2 separate regions of the Homo sapiens genome follow, and region 1 is linked to region 2. Evidence: read pairs that join two places in POLR2A ChIA-PET (ENCODE). Cell type or tissue: Panc1. All regions are shown on one strand. Links, peaks and the distances in the headings refer to the core of each region. The heading gives the core; the rest is flanking DNA.

Region 1 (2,926 bases), core at 248-2,747, 62 kb after region 2:
CCTGGGCAACATAGCAGAACCCTGTATCTACAAAAAAAAAAAAAAAAAAAAAACATGCAAAAAATTAGCCAGGCATGGTGGCAAAGCTGTAGTTCCAGTTGCTTGGGAGGCTGAGGTGGGAGAATTACCCAAGCCCAGGAAATTGAGGGTGCAGTTAGCTATGACAAAAAAGAGTATATGACAAGAAAAGGAAGAAACACAAGTAACTCTACAACTCACTATCCATCAAACAGCACTCAGGCTAAATGGAACCTATGTCTCACTCAGGGTATGGTCATAGGAAATCTTTGGTCATTCAAATTGACCTGTTTAGTTAAGAAACCAACAGGGCTTATGGAGGGGGATTTCAACTTTGTTGAAACACGGTGAAACTGAGTCTAACTTGTCATAGATAGGCTACCTACAATTGGTCACAGCTAGAAATTAAGATGCCACATTGTACTACTGTCCTCATAGTTGGACAGCCTCCAGAGAATGAGAACTTTATTATGCTTGGGAGCTTCCACTCCATCATTGATCAAGAGAGTTTGTGCCATGAATTTTTCATATCTGGTTCACTGTAGAATGTGATTGAAGGAAATTATTATAATATTGTGGCTTTTTAAAACCCAAGGCCTAGGCCAACGCCAATTAACGGAGTATTTGAAGAGAGATAGAAATTTAATTTTAAATTAAATTATATTTTATATTTATTTTATTTATTATATATTTTTTATTAAACTCTTGATCTGATTAAGATAAAAACTTAATAAATAAAATATATAGGCTGGGCACAGTGGCTCATGCCTGTAATCTCAGCACTTTGGGAGGCCAAGGCAGGTGGATCACCTGAGGTCAGGAGTTCGAGACCAGCCTGGCCAATATGGTGAAACCCCATCTCTACTAAAAATACAAAAATCAGCTTGACGTGGTGATGCACACCTGTAATCCCAGCTACTCGGGAGGCTGAGGCAGGAGAATCGCTTGAACCCGGGAGGCGGAGGTTGCAGTGAGCCAAGATCGTGCCACTGCACTCCAGCCGTGACAGAGTGAGACTCTGTCTCAAAAAAAAAAAAAATATGTAATAGAATCAAGAATTTAGGCAAAGTAAGGATTCTGAGAAACACTTTTTGAGCTCCCAGTACTTCACAAGAATGTAATTCCCCACTGATTTACTAAGACATATGATATATCTAACCTGAAATTTGGGGAGAAAATGATCACTTGCAATATCTTTGGGAAAGAACAGGTGTTCAGCCTCTAACTGCACATGTGAATTGGGAAGGTCACAATTAGACCACACATAACTACCCAGTGGGAATTTTCCAGAGCTCATTGAACCAGGGAGTTTGAAAAATCAATGAGCAAGTGTAAATATAATTATATTTATGCTTATCAATATCAAGTGCAAAGATCAATGTCAAGTGTAAATATAGTCATGATTTCTGAAGTTTTTCAAAAATTGAAGGTTTAAGTTTCTATTGTTTCCTTTGGAGTACAAAGCTCAGGATGTGTCTAATTATCATTCCTTTGTCCTCAAAGCTCAGCATTTATGAGGTACTGATTAAACGAAAAACAAACTTTCCTAGCCAAAGAATAATGGTTGCTCTCCACCAGTACTTCAAATAAATACATCTGCTGCCATACAAATGCAGATTCAAGTCAGGTGTCCTAGCATTGTGTTCCTACCAAATAACAAGACTTTTCTAAATACCTTAAATATAAAAATACTATATTTTGGACCACTATATCCCTGGAATTTGGGAAACATATATAAATTCCAGAACAATCCTGACAGTTTGCAGATATATGCTTAAGCCTAAGCAATGTTTAAATCCTCCTGACAGTGAACATTCAGGAAATGTTGAAATTGAAGTTGAAAGACACCACTTTAAATTCAGAATCTGAAATTAAAACTTGTGAATAGTGCTTCAATGAACATAAATAAATTTTTTAAAAAAGAAATGAAGGCCAGGCGCGGTGGCTCACCCCTGTAATCCCAGCACTTCGGGAGGCCGAGGCGGGCACAAGGGAGGCCTTGGACCACAAGGGCAGGAGTTTGAGACCAGCCTGGCCAACGTGGTGAAAACCCGCCTCTACTGAAAATACAAGAATTAGCCAGGTGTGGTGACAGATGCCTGTAATCCCAGCTACTCAGGAGTCTGAGGCAGAAGAATCGCTTGAACCTGGGAGGCAGAGGTTGCAGTGAGCCAAGATTGTGCCATTGCACTCCAGCCTGGGTGACAGAGCAAGACTCCGTCTTAAAAAAAAAAAAAAAAAAAAGAAAGAAATGAAAAGAGTCAGTTTTTCAGAATAATTCAGTTAACTCATGCTAATTTTCTCATTAAACTATTCAAAGTTAACCAATGCATATCAATACTCTTCCTATAACTTGGCCACTTTTGTAGGAACAAAGTTAAACTGCTATATGGTAGGCTTCTTTTTTTTTTTTTTTTGAGATGATGTTTTGCTCCTGTTGCGCAGGCTGGAGTACAATGGAGAGATCTTGGCTCACCACAACCTCTGCCTCCCGGGTTCAGGCGATTCTCCTGCCTCAACTTCCTGAGTAGCTGGGATTACAGGTATGACCCACCACGCTGGGCTAATTTTGTATTTTTAGTAGAGATAAGATTTTTCCATGTTAATCAGACTGGTCTGAAACTCCCAACTTCAGGTGATCCACCCGCCTCGGCCTCCCAAAGTGCTGGGATTACAGGCATGAGCCACCACGCCCGGCCTTTTTTATTTTATTATTATTATTATTTTTTTGAGACAGGGTCTCACTCTGTTGCCCATGCTGGAGTGCAGTGGTGCGGTCTTGGCTCACTGCAACCTCCACCTCCAGGGTTCAAGCAATCCTCCTGCCTCAGCCTCCCTAGTAGCTGAGACTACAGGTATGCACCACCATACCTGGCTAATTTTTGTATTTTTAGTAAAGGCAGGGTTT
Region 2 (2,926 bases), core at 130-2,629:
GGGGAAAATGCTTGCTGACCAATAAGGTTACTATTAGAAATATAGGAGAAAATATATTTAAAGCAAAGAACCGGCCCTGGTAACTGAACAGTAACATCCACCATAACTCTTGGAAAGCCCAGTACATCCCTCTTGCCTTAAAAATTATATTTGTTCATTATAAAGTGGTTGGGGAGAAACCATATTTTAATGTTCTCCAGGTCAGGAAATATAACTCAAGAGAGAAATAAAGTTAAATTTGTCAACTTTTTTTGTCAAAACCAGAGAGCAGGACCTGGTGTTTTTGTTTCCCACACAAGCGATATTACTGATGCTCACTTCATATTACAATTGATGGCCAGCAGAAAGGTCACTAGAATGAGCTTAATGCTTCTCCCTCATAGAGCTGTTATTATCTTAATAGTAAACACTTGCCAAGAAAGCCATCCCTAAAAGTGCAAGTCTCCCTAGATGCGGGAAAACTGTTCTTGTGTCATGATTAACAGCTTCCTAGAAGCAGTGCAGCTAATGCTTAAGTCACTGTAAATAGCTTTCACCTCCCTCTTTCTCCACAACTCCACCTACCTCAGAAGAAAATCTTATCTATTAACATTAGCCCATAATATATGAAGATGCTTCTTTTTTTAAAAATATAGAGACAGGGTCTCCCTCTGTTGACCAGGTTGGTCTCAAACTCCTGGCCTCGAGATCCTCTGCCTCAGCCTCCCAAAGTGCTGGGATTATATGCATAAACCACCCCGCCCAGTCATGTAGATGCTTCTGGAATCATCCCTTCAAGAGTGATGGCCATGGGATGGCAACCATCTAAAAGCAGCTAGACCCATAGAAACATAATTGTTCTAATCAGAAAGCTGATGAGACAGAGGAAAAACCTCCAGCCTGGACCTAAGATCATAGACAAAACCCTGCTCAAAACCTCCCACTGGTGTTACCTGTGACTGAGGATAAAGTCCATACATATCACAGTGGCTCCCAAGGGGCCCTTTAACACCTAGTCTTCCTCTGCAGCATCATTTAACAATATTCTGCTCTTCACTTAGTTTGACCCAGACACTCTGAAAGAAACAACTTCTATTCCCCCAACACACAAGCCCTTTCCCACAGCAGAGCCACTGTACTTGCTGCTTCTCTTTTCCACATTCTTATCCTTCAAGCCTGGGCTCAGAAAGGCTTTCCCTGGCTCCCTCTGAAGTGTCCCCCACCCCAGTTATGCTCAATTTACTGTTTATTCATTTGCAGCACTTCTTACAATCTACAACTATCTTATCAAGTTATTTTTTACTTGTCTATTACCATGCCCCTATACAATCGCAGAATCTAAGCTCTATGAGAGCAAGGACCCTTTCCATTTTGCTTCCCACAGATGGTAGCACAGTGTCTGGCACAGAGTAGGAGCTCAGTAAATAGTTCAGGAATGGATGAATGCATTCTAAGCTACCACCTGCCTCTGCTATGATCTAGTTGTATAATTTCGGTCAAGTCATTCAACCTAGGCAACCTTTACTATCCTCTTGTCTGTAAAATCGGTTTTGACTGGTTAGTTAAAATCTCCCTTATATATTGTAGGGAGAAATTAGTAGCTACTGAATTAGGACGCAAATTTCCAATTATAAGAGGATTTTTAAAAATCATAGCTGATCAAAATGAAGAAAAATTCTATGGACATTTAATAAGTAAGAAATTAACGTAGAAAAATGTAAAAATATATGATAATGTTACATGGAAAAACTACACACCCCTTCTATCCCACATACATGCGCGCGCGCGCGCACACACACACACACACACACACACACACTAAACAAAAGGCAGGTAATACTGACTGCAAATACATAAATATGTAGCTAACAACTAAATACGTAAAGAGAATAATGCGGCCGGGCACGGTGGCTCACGCCTGTAATCCCAGCACTTTGGGAGGCCAAGGTGGGCGGATCACCTGAGGTCAGGAGTTCAAGACCAGCCTGGCCAACAAGGTGAAATCCCGTCTTTACAAAAATACAAAAATTAGCTGGGCGTGATAGCAGGTGCCTGTAATCCCAGCTACTCGGGAGGCTGAGGCTGAAAAATTGCTTGAACCCAGCAGGCGGAGGTTGCAGTGAGCCGAGATGGTGCCATTGCACTCCAACCTAGGCAACAGAGCGAGACTGAATCACTGAATCTCAAAAAAAAAAAAAAAAAAAAAAAGAAGAGAATAATGTAATTTTGGGTGACTCTTTTTCTTCTAGTGAAGAAAACAGGGAAACAAGAAAAGCAACTTTTTGCCACAACCAAATTTCAATTAATTAAATGTTTTTAAAAGCATATTAAAAGAAAAAGACCTTTGGAAGTTCAGTCTAAAAGTGCTAGAGGCATATAACTGGGAAACAAAACTACCATTTATTGGCCATTTCTTATATCTTGGCACTAAGCTATATTAATTAAGGTATATACGAAATACTATTTCTCTTTAGTCTTCTACAACACAATTATTATTGTTCATATTATTTAGAGAAAAAATTAGGCCAGTTATTACCTCCGAAAGCATTTCATCAAATGTTACTTTCTTAAACCTTCCCTGACCAACCTATCTAAACTTGCAAATAAACCCCCACTCCTGAATTTCCTATGTTCCCTGCCTTAATATTCTCCATGGCACATATCACCTATACGGTATAACTTACTTATTTTTGGCCTCCTCCCATTAAAATATAAGTTCTATAGGACAGGAATTTTTCTTCCTGCTTTGTTCTCTTCTGGAACCCGAGCACCCAGTAGCGGACCTAGCACAGTGTACATATAATACATATTTGATGAATGAATGAACAGCCAAATGTACTAGTGAGTTTTTATAAGGTGGTTCTGAAAGTGTGTTCAACTCAAAGCCCTTCTGCCCATTTATACCAGAGTTACTGAGTACAAATATGTATATGTGTGTATGTGTGTG

Evidence for each region. Peaks named below come from ENCODE experiments on the same cell type or tissue, not always from the same donor. Only the 100,000 strongest peaks of a DNase experiment are listed, where the experiment ranks them.
Region 1: POLR2A ChIA-PET joins it to region 2 with 6 read pairs; 4 of 35 experiments call an interaction of 5 or more read pairs at or near these places.

What each region holds. Positions count from the first base shown.
Region 1 is chr1:61,751,648-61,754,573 of GRCh38, reverse strand. All of the region lies in intron 1 of PATJ (PATJ crumbs cell polarity complex component), which reads right to left. Among named protein-coding and RNA genes, the nearest start is that of PATJ-DT, 10 kb to the right of the region's middle. In Panc1, for the core only: no CTCF peak of the experiment used is centred there; no DNase peak of the experiment used is centred there; H3K27ac peaks cover 1,032 bases.
Region 2 is chr1:61,813,392-61,816,317 of GRCh38, reverse strand. The region is part of intron 14 of PATJ (PATJ crumbs cell polarity complex component); the gene reads right to left. Among named protein-coding and RNA genes, the nearest start is that of MIR12132, 31 kb to the left of the region's middle. In Panc1, for the core only: no CTCF peak of the experiment used is centred there; no DNase peak of the experiment used is centred there.